Linked DNA regions of Mus musculus: region 2 is linked to region 1. Evidence: chromatin contacts called from ENCODE Hi-C or POLR2A ChIA-PET data. All regions are on one chromosome and are shown on one strand. Each heading gives the region's core, a stretch centred on a gene start or an enhancer-like site at or near the end of the contact. The rest is flanking DNA. Distances are from core to core; before and after follow the strand shown. Region 1 holds the start of Cfdp1 (craniofacial development protein 1). Region 2 holds the start of Adat1 (adenosine deaminase, tRNA-specific 1).

What was found. Hi-C counts contacts between places; a loop is a spot of excess contacts on that map. ChIA-PET counts read pairs that join two places held with the same protein, here RNA polymerase II (POLR2A).
Region 2: POLR2A ChIA-PET joins it to region 1 with 12 read pairs in embryonic stem cell. The contact joins the promoter of Adat1 here to the promoter of Cfdp1 in region 1. A Hi-C loop is called at or near these places in 1 of 37 maps with a recorded cell type or tissue (T-helper 2 cell). POLR2A ChIA-PET finds 5 or more read pairs at or near these places in 1 of 5 experiments (embryonic stem cell).

What each region holds. Positions count from the first base shown.
Region 1 is chr8:111,852,301-111,856,964 of GRCm38, reverse strand. Cfdp1 (craniofacial development protein 1) reads left to right here and starts at 2,628. Exons shown (of 7, transcript NM_011801.2): 1 at 2,628-2,821. The coding sequence starts at 2,758.
Region 2 is chr8:111,990,034-111,995,101 of GRCm38, reverse strand. It overlaps Adat1 (adenosine deaminase, tRNA-specific 1), which reads left to right and starts at 2,800. Exons shown (of 10, transcript NM_013925.5): 1 at 2,800-2,921; 2 at 4,690-4,897. The coding sequence starts at 4,729. Kars (lysyl-tRNA synthetase) reads left to right here. Exons shown (of 14, transcript NM_053092.3): 13 at 95-238; 14 at 1,396-1,663. The coding sequence ends at 1,494.

The DNA of each region.
Region 1 (4,664 bases), core at 1,379-3,878:
CCCACCAAACATAGGGTGGCTCACAACCAACCACCTGTAATGGGATCCGGTACCCTCTTCTAGTTTGTATGAAGACAGCTACAGTGTACTCATATACATTAAATAAATAAATAAATAAATCTTTTTTTTTTAAAAAAAAAGATTTATTTATTATATGTAAGTACACTGTAGCTGTCTTTAGACACACACCAGAAGAGGACGTCAGATCTCATTACAGATGGTTGGTTGTGAGCCACCATGTGGTTGCTAAGATTTGAACTCAGGACCGTTTGAAGAGCAGTCAGTGCTCTTCCCCACTGAGCCATCTCACCAACCCCCAAATAAATCTTGTATCTTTGTTTGTTTGTTTGTTTGTTTTTCGAGGCAGGGTTTCTCTGTGTAGCCCTGGCTGTCCTGGAACTCACTCTGTAGACCAGGCTGGCCTTGAACTCAGAAATCGGTCTGCCTCTGCCTCCGCCTTCGCCTCCCAAGTGCTGGGATTAAAGGCGTGTGCCGCGATGGCCCGGCTCAAATAAATCTTAAAAAAAAAAAAACAAAAAACAACAACAAAAAAAGTAAGAAGTAAAACAAGAACCAAACCAAACCAAACCAAAAAAACCAAACTTGATGCCGATGTTCGGCCGTACTGCAGGATGCAGAGGGTCAGCTAGCCCACTGTGGCTAACCTGCTCAACTTTGGCTTGCTTCCTGAAAACCAAGGGACACATAGGTGGTGCTTATTCTGCTGGAGAGGAAGAGCGAGACACGTCAGCATCCAGCGGTTCTACCCCAGGTGTTCGGTTCTCGCGGCTTGATGAGGAGATGACGTGATGACGTAAGCATTTTCCCCTCCCTCCCAGTCCTGCCTGAAAATTTGCATCATTCTTTTCTGCTTTGTTTCCTGCCTCATTCCTTTATCTTTTCTTTTTTTTCTTTTTTAATTATTTTTTAAAAATTGAGTATCACAGCGAGGCACAAACCCAAGTCTTTAATCCCAACACTCAGGAGGCAGAGACAGGCGGATCTTTCAGTTCACCGCCAGCCTGGTTTACATAGTGAGTTCCAGGACAGCCAGAGCTGCACAGAGAGACCCTGTCTCAAAAAATCCTACCCCTGCCCCTCTAAAAAAGAGTATTACTATGTAGTGTTGACTGACCTGGAACACTTTATGAAGATCAAGCTGGCCTTGAACTCACAGAGATCTCCCTGTCTCTGTCTCCTGATTGTTGGAATTAAAATCGTGTGCCATCACCACACAGGGCTTTCTGCCTCATTCTGTTAAGCATCTCAGCATAAGGGCCAGAGGAGGTGACATGCTTAAATTTGAGGGCACAATTAAGCATTGGGTCACATTCTTCTACGTCACCTTCCCCAGCCCCCTTTAGATGTATTCCACACTGATATTTTGACGGCTGTGAACTCTTAGGCTGATTCCCATTGCCATCCCATTGGTCAACTCCCACCAGGTTTTACCCACTCATCCAGAGCATTGGTTGGTCCTCCCGATGTCTCTGCTAAAATTTCCTATTGGTTGTTCCTACGGATTTCTCTGCTAAGATTTCCTCATCTTCCTCCTTCATGTGCTCCGAGAGTTCGATTATTCTCAGTACAGTATGCATTATATTCTCATCACAGTTTTAAAAAAATGTGTGTATATATATATATATATAAAGGCGTGCGCCACCACGCCCGGCAGAAGGTGATTTCTGAGGGACTAGGGGCATGGCTCAGTGGGTGAAGGTGCTTGCTGCACTGTACTACATACATGCCTGGTGCCTATTGAGGTCAGAACCAGGGCGGTAGTGAACCGCCATGTTGGGGATGCTAGGAACCAAACCTAGTTTTGCTGCAGAAGCAACAAGTACTGTTAACCTTTGGGCCGTCTCGCCAATCCTCACATACTCACAAATTTAACTGCTTTTCCATCCATCTTTCCCGTTGTTTCAAAAGTGTCAATCTAGCACTTTGTGTAGTGGCTTCCCTCACAGATAAGCGGATTTCCTTTTGTCTTTTAGTGATTATCGGATTGTTGATTCATTAATGCTGAACTTACTGCCAACAGTACTTGTAACTCAGGCCTGAATGTAGCTTACTTAACAGGCCGAGTTTCTCAGGAAAGAGCGTCGCAGTCTTCTTGCGCTTAGAATATTAGACAGAGTTTCGGTAGTGTTCTTGGGAGCAATTTTAGGCAGAAAAAAAAAAAAAACAAACAAAAACAAAAATGCAGGGAAAAGGCACAAAAACTGCATTAAAGAATTCGATTCTAGCGAGAGAATTGAATCAAAAAGGCAGAGCCTCAGCCTTGCTCAAAAGTTGATGGGAACTTTAGCATCTATCTATTCAGCTTTCAGTTTTTACTCGCTGAGCATATCCGGGAGCGACATTTTAATCTCTGATTTTAGAGTTAGAAAAAATATTAGCTTGTGAGCAAATTTCAAAATAAAAAGACAAGTATAAAGAGAAAGTACTATTTCCGCAGATAAGCCATTCTCCATTAAGGACGCACGGTACCGTTGAAAACTACAAGCCCCAGCATGCATCGCTTCTGAGAGGTGGGGGTCCGGAATCCCACAAGGGCCCGGTGAGTGTAGACTGACCAATCGCAGCAGCCGGAAGTGTCGTCTCTGACCACGTGGCACTGCCTGCGCATGTGCGCTCGCCTCTAGGGCGGCCCTAGCTGCTGGTCCTGTACCCCTATGGTCTCGCCCTATATCTAGCTTCGCTATTTTGGGGCAGTGGCCGCAGTCGTGTGGGTAGCAGGCCCCAAGTGACAGCAGCATGGAGGAATTCGACTCCGAAGACTTCTCCACATCGGACGAGGATGAGGACTACTTGCCGTCCGGTGAGCGATTCGGCCTGAGGCGAAAGGAGGGTGGTTTCCACGCTTCACACCTCACTCGAGACTCTCCCGGACGGTCCCCAGGGCGTGGGCCTCGTGATCGCGAGGTCCCCACGGCCCGTGGGCTCCGGAGTTCGGGTTATCAGGACCCCGGCCCTCAGGCGGCCTGGAACACGCATGTGTCGGTTCTGCATAGCTGCTGTCCTGGGCCGCCGCCCCCTCGGAGCGCGGGAACAGGCGCGTGAAGCCCGCAGGCTGAGCGTACTACCTACCTACCGGCTGGTTCTGGAAGCCGACCCGGACATTGGAGATTGTTTTTAGGGAATTGCCAGCTTCCTTCACGTCCGAAACTCAATTGTCCGCCTCTGGGTTCGGAAGGGATCGGCTTGTTAGAAAGTTGATGTGATAATGTGTTTTCCCTCTTTGCAGGAGCTACCCATCGTCCTCTTTTAAGAACTTTTTCAAAAGTTTTATTTTTAGAGATTTTATGGCACGTATATCAGTGTTTTTTCCTGAATGTCTGTCTGTCTCTGTACATCATGTGTGTGCCTAGGGCTTCTGGGACTGGAGTTACAGGTGGTTGTAGAGCTGAGTCGTCTCGCCAGCCCCTTATTATTTTTGTGTATGTATGGCGGTGCATTCAGGTGGCCAAAGAGGACAGAAGGGGGTATCGGGTCCCCAGGTGAAGGAGTTACACTCAGTTGTGAGCCGCCCGACTCTGGAACCAAAGTCAGATCCTTTGGAATGAAGCGCACACTCTTTTTTTTTTTTTTTTTTTTTTTTTTTTTTTTTTGAGACAGGGTTTCTCTATAGCCCTGGCTGTCCTGGAACTCACTTTGTAGACCAGGCTGGCCTCGAATCCACCTGCCTCTGCCTCCCAAGTGCTGGGATTAAAGGCATGCGCCACCACGCCCGGCTGAAGCGCACACTCTTAATGGCCTAGCTATCTTTTTTTTCTTGGGGTGCGGTAGAGGAGCACACTAAGAATCCAGCTTATGCGAGGTCCAGACAAATCTTTTAAACATTTATGTGTGTGAGTGTTTTGCCTACATGCACATCTATTTGTATGTATCTACATGTATATTTAGTGTCTTCAGAGCCTAGAATAGGTATTAATATCCCCTGGAAGTCGAATTATAGACGATTGTGGACCCTTGAATCGGGGCTAGGGATTGTAAGTGGACCCTTTGAAAAAGCAACCCGTGTTCTTAACTTCAGCCAGTATGTCTTTTTTGTTTTGTTTTGTTTCGAGACAGGGTTTCTCTTTGTAGCCCTGGCTATCCTGGCACTCACTCTGTAGACCAGGCTGGCCTTGAACTCAGAAATCCGCCTGCCTCTGCCTCCCGAGTGCTGGGATTAAAGGCGTGCACCACCAATGCCCAACTACCAGTACATCTTAATACCAAAACATACTCCCTTCTCATCTTGTACCTTGCCCTGGCTTAGGCGTTTCCGTAAAGTTATTTATTCCAGTGTAGTTGCTTAGGCGAAAAGTAACTCTAGGCGTTGTGGATAAGAAAGCTAGCTGTGCAGCTTAAGATCCTGAGTTCAGATGCCCAGCACCCACAGAAAAGCTGGAGGTATCTTGTGGGTGCCTCTAACTGTGGCCTTTTGAATGTTGACAGGAGCAATCCTCGGATCTCACTGGCTTAGTGAGCTTCTGTCCAGTGAGAAACACTGTCTCAAAAACATTAGGTAGGGCTGGAGAGATGGCTCAGTGGTTAAGAGCACCGACTGCTCTTCCGAAGGTCCTGAGTTCAAATCCTAGCAACCAATGGTGGCTCACAACTACCCGTAATGAGATCTGACGCCCTCTTCCGGTGCATCTGAAGACAGCTACAGTGTA
Region 2 (5,068 bases), core at 1,551-4,050, 140 kb before region 1:
TGGGTCACGGCATTAGGAAGGGTGAGGACCGCTGACTAGATCCCAGACTAGATGATTTGGATCCTTTTGAACATTTCACTCTTATTTTCTCTAGGCCAAGGCTGCCGGTGATGACGAGGCCATGTTCATAGACGAGAACTTCTGTACTGCCCTGGAATACGGGCTGCCTCCCACAGCGGGCTGGGGCATGGGCATTGATCGGCTCACCATGTTTCTCACCGATTCCAACAATATCAAGGTATGTACGCAGGGGCCGCCCAGCTCCTGCTTCCCCAGACTCCACTGTGCTGGGGACAGCGTAGAGGACCTGGGAAAGAAAGCAGAGGCTCAAGAGGTTCCACTTTACGGGAGGAGACTGGCGAGCGTGTGGCTCTGCGGGATTTTAGTCTTTCCTGCTTGAGACAGGAGGGGGTACTAATGGTTTGCTTTTCTTCAGTGTCCAGGGAAACGCTGAGCCCTCACTACATGGTTTGCCTTAAATCAGTCCGTTCTGTGAGGTGTGAAGACGGGTTTTACTGGTGTTGTTACTTGTTGTGAGACAGGATCTCATGTAGCCTGGGCTCTCTTGGAAGGCCATCAGTAGTTTATAGTGACTTTGATATAACTCATATTCCTGCCTCTACCTCCAGAACACAGGGATTATGTTGGTGGAGGCCTAGGAGGAAATTCACTTTTGGTTTGTTTTGTTTTGGTTTGTTTTTTTTTTGTTTGTTTGTTTTTCCACATAGGGTTTCTCTTTGTAGCCCTGGCTGCTCTGGAACTTACTCTGTAGACCAAGCTGACTTCGAAATGCGAGATCCCCCTGCTTCTGCCTTCTGATTGCTGGGATTAAAGGCGTGCGCCATCACCACTCAGCTGAGGGTCACTTGTAAAACAAAAAAATACATGTGGCTCATTTACACCAAAAGCATCCCTTGTGCTTGCAGAGGCCAGAAGAGATGTCAGATCCCCTAAAACAAGCTACACATGGCTATGAGCCACCATGTATCTGCTGGGAACCACATCTCGGCCCTCTGCAAGAACAAGTGCTCTTAATGGCTGAGCCATCTCTAGCACCGGGAACTCAATTTTACGTTCTTTTGGCATGGGACCCTAGCAGGTTCTGTGTCCTTGTCTGGATGCGTACTTCTAGATTTTGTAACATCAGGCAACAGCAAAAGTAGGATAGTGGGGAGAAAAATCCATAGTGCCCTGTTATTGAAAGGCGGGGTCTTACTACATAGTCTGGTTGTCCTGGAACTTAACCATATGGAGACCAGGCTGGCCTTGAAGTCGGGTCGCAGAGGTCTGCCTGCCCCCGCCTCCTGAGTTCCACTGAGCCCGGCTCCTGGTGCTTCTGAACCTCGGCAGATGCTCTGCTCTTCTCAGGAAGTGCTTCTCTTTCCTCTTCTCTAGGAAGTACTTCTGTTTCCTGCCATGAAGCCAGAGGACAAGAAGGAAACTGCAGCGACCACTGAAACCCCAGAGAGCACAGAGGCCAGCCCCTCTGTCTAGAAGGCACATGCAACTATGGTGTCTGCATCTCAGCAGATCTGGTCTGAGGGAGCGATTCCTGTGTGGCGCCGTCCATCTGGCCACTGCAGTCCAACCTCCACAAGAGAGAAGAACTAAAGAAGTTCTTTTTATTCCTCGTTACCAAATAAATCATTTCTCTCTTTACCCATGCAGTGTTACTTTTTCTCCCCCGGGCTGCTGGTCTGATGAGTGGTCTAATTAGAGCTCTGTCATTGTATTCTTTTTAAGATTTATTTTTATTATCAATTGTGTGTGTGTGTGTGTGTGTGTGTGTGTGCATTTAGAGTGCAGGTGCCCTGAGGCCAGAGATGTTGGGTCCCTTAGAGCCAGAGTTACAGGCACTGTAAGCTGCCCAGCACGGAGGCTGAAAAACGAAGGTCAGCCCCATGGGAGCAGGGTGTGCTCTTAACTCCTAAGCCAACTTCTCGGCCCCACCTGCAGTCAGAATCTCTAATAAATGTATATTAATGTCTGTCTATTCAGTATGAGCCATTGTGCTGAAATACTGGAAACAACCAGAGAACAAAAGTCAAGTCACTTCTTCCATAAAAATCCCTTTTATTTTCTTTAGGGCTTGAGTGCAGAGTTGAGGGAGAACCAGACCAGATCCAGTGCAGGTTCCTTTTGGCTGGAGGCAGACTTAGACTGCAGTACAGGAGACATGGCTCAGTGCTGCAAGGGATTGATGCTCTTACAGAGGACCAGGCTTCAGTACCCAGCACCCGTGTGTCAGGCAGCTTGCAACCGTGATCCAGTTCCCAATACCCTTTTCTAGCTGCCTTGGGCATTTGCATGCACATATGTGCACAAATTGACAATTGATACAGGCACACGCACATAAATCTTTTAAAATATATACATGCATATATGTCCATAAGACTGTATTTGAAGAGCCGGGCAGTGGTGGCTCATGCCTTTAATCCCAGCACTCCGGAGGCAGAGGCAGGTGGATTTCTGAGTTCGAGGCCAGCCTGGTCTACAGAGTAAGTTCCAGGACAGCCAGGGCTACACAGAGAAACCCTGTCTCGAAAAAAAAAAAAAAAAAAAAAGAAACGATTTGAAGAATAACAATGGGTTATGAGAGAAATGAGTGAGGGCCAGGTCATCCAAGCCCATGACTGAGGTGAGAAACTGTCAGAGGATCTGCTTATAGTTCTGTTCAAAATTTTGATGAGATGCGAGCTAAGTCGGTCTTTGCTGCGGAGGCGGCTTCCTCCCCTTTGCACCGTTCCCACAGACTACAAAGACCAGCGTGCTTTGCGGGCAGAGCTTGACCGGAGCGGCCCTCTAGGGCGTCACTTCCGCTGCGCAACCTGGTTAAACGAGCGTGGCGGTAGAGGGGCATCGCGTGGAGGTTGCGGCGCGTGGATAATAGGGTGTGAGGGACTCCGGATCGGCGTCTCGGGGTTAGCTCTACACAGTTGGCCGAGGGGAGGGCGGTGGGGGGAGACTGTGAGGACCTGTGTCCACTGCTCCCACGGGGAGGGGTCTCAGCCCTGCTAGGCTCTCCAGCCCTGCGGTAGGAAGGGTGGGAAAAGAAGTGTTTGTTTGTTTTTTCAACCTTTGCACTGTTATTTTTAGCCAAAGCAATACCTGTTGTGAGCTGCTTCGTATGAAGGAGCCCTGGGGTTGTAGAGATGAATTACAGCGGACCCAAAATATCGAAACGTTCGACAACTGCGTGAATGACGTGATGTAGTTTGGACCGCTTCGTCCCCTTGTTTTGTAGTTCTAATGTGTACCTCGAATTTAATGGCAGATGGCTACCTTCATAAAATAAACTTCTGTGATGCCTATCAGGAACTAACAGGATTCTGGGATTCCTTCTAGAAATACAAGACTTCTCTGCGTTAGACTTGAAAGTTACAATCTCTGTCAGCCCCTGCCAGAATAGTCATTACCATTTACTGCAAAATGTGCCTGCATTTTGCAGAAGTCTTAGAAATACCTTGCCAAAACATCGCATCAGAGCTCAGAAAAAAAACAAACTAACAAAAAAAACAATTCTGTTGTTTATTCTACAAATGCTCTGCCATCTCTAGCCATCGCGTGAGCTCATCTACGGAGCTTTTTATATAATCGACTGAAGTCGAGCTATATCCAGTGAGCGCTAACAGCCAAGAGTGAGAGAATTTCTTCTGCCAACTGTAGGCCTCTTTCAGATCTGATCTGCATAATGTTCTGTTAGGTTGTATGGAAGTGGCTTGGTGTGCCCGTTACATTGCTTCTCTTCTGCCACCAATACAAATTTCCCAGATCACCAAATGTTGTATCTTCTGAATGCTAATCACAGTATATAGACATTTGCCTTTTTAAGTATTTATAAGAGATGTTAAATACTAGCTAGGTGGCACGTGCCTTTAATCCTAGCACAAAGGAGGCAGAGGCAGGTGATCTCTGTGCGTTCCAGGGCACCCAGGTCTACAGAGCAAGTCCTAGGACAGCCAGGACTGTTACACAGAAAAGCCCTGTCTAGAAAAAAAAATGTTAAATACTATTAGTCATGTTTTAACAGATGTGAAAACTAATTACCCAGGAATCACACAGTTCATCTGTATTAAAACTGAGATTGAAACCTAGAAAGTATAACTCCATGCCCACACCCTTAAACACAGCTGCTGTGAGAGCTTTCAGTGAGAGACTTTGGAAATTTGCTGGAGTGAGGTAGATTAGAAACGGAGGAAAAGAACATTTGTCTCAAAAGAAACCTTGTAAGGTGCTAACATGCCCAAAGCAAGCTGAAATCTGAGAGGACAGTGTAAAACATAGAATGGCCACATTCATTAACTTATCATTTGTGTTGATCTTGAAGAAATAGCTTGTCTTCTGGGCTTCACTCTTTTTTTGTTGTTTTTTGTTTTGTTTTGTTTGTTGAGACAGGGTTTCTCTGTGTAGCCCTGGCTGTCCTGGAACTCACTTTGTAGACCAGGCTGGCCTCGAACTCAGAAATCCACCTGCCTCTGCCTCCCCAGTGCTGGGATTAAAGGCGTGCACCACCACGCCCGGCCCCTGGGCTTCACTCTTCATTAAAGATGGGAAGGGAGGGAGGTTAATAAGAAAAAAAAAAAAAAAAAACAACCTTAGTCTGAGCACCGTGGGGCTTCACTAGAGATGGCTGGAGTGTTGGAGTGAGGTTCTATCTTACTACGCTGTTTCTCCTTTCTGTTCTGATAGATTTGGCTTTCTATAGTGGCCTCAGCTCCAGCTCCACCTATGTGGACCGCGGATGAGATCGCTCAGCTGTGCTATGCACACTATAACGTCAGACTGCCCAAGCAGGGGAAGCCTGAGCCAAATCGTGAGTGGACCTTGCTGGCAGCTGTGGTGAAGATTCAGGCTTCAGCTAACCAAGCTTGTGACATCCCTGAGAAGGAAGTGCAAGGTGAGAGCCCCTTTCTTTCTCCCTGTCAGCAACCATTGCAACTTACTGGGTTATGGGAACTATGTTAGGTGTTTTCCCCATTTTGCCCACCAGGTGGCGCAGTACTTCTGGTGGCGACAAACCACCCCAAGGGAACTGCAGTCCCGTTGACTCCATCTGTGAGAATCCTCC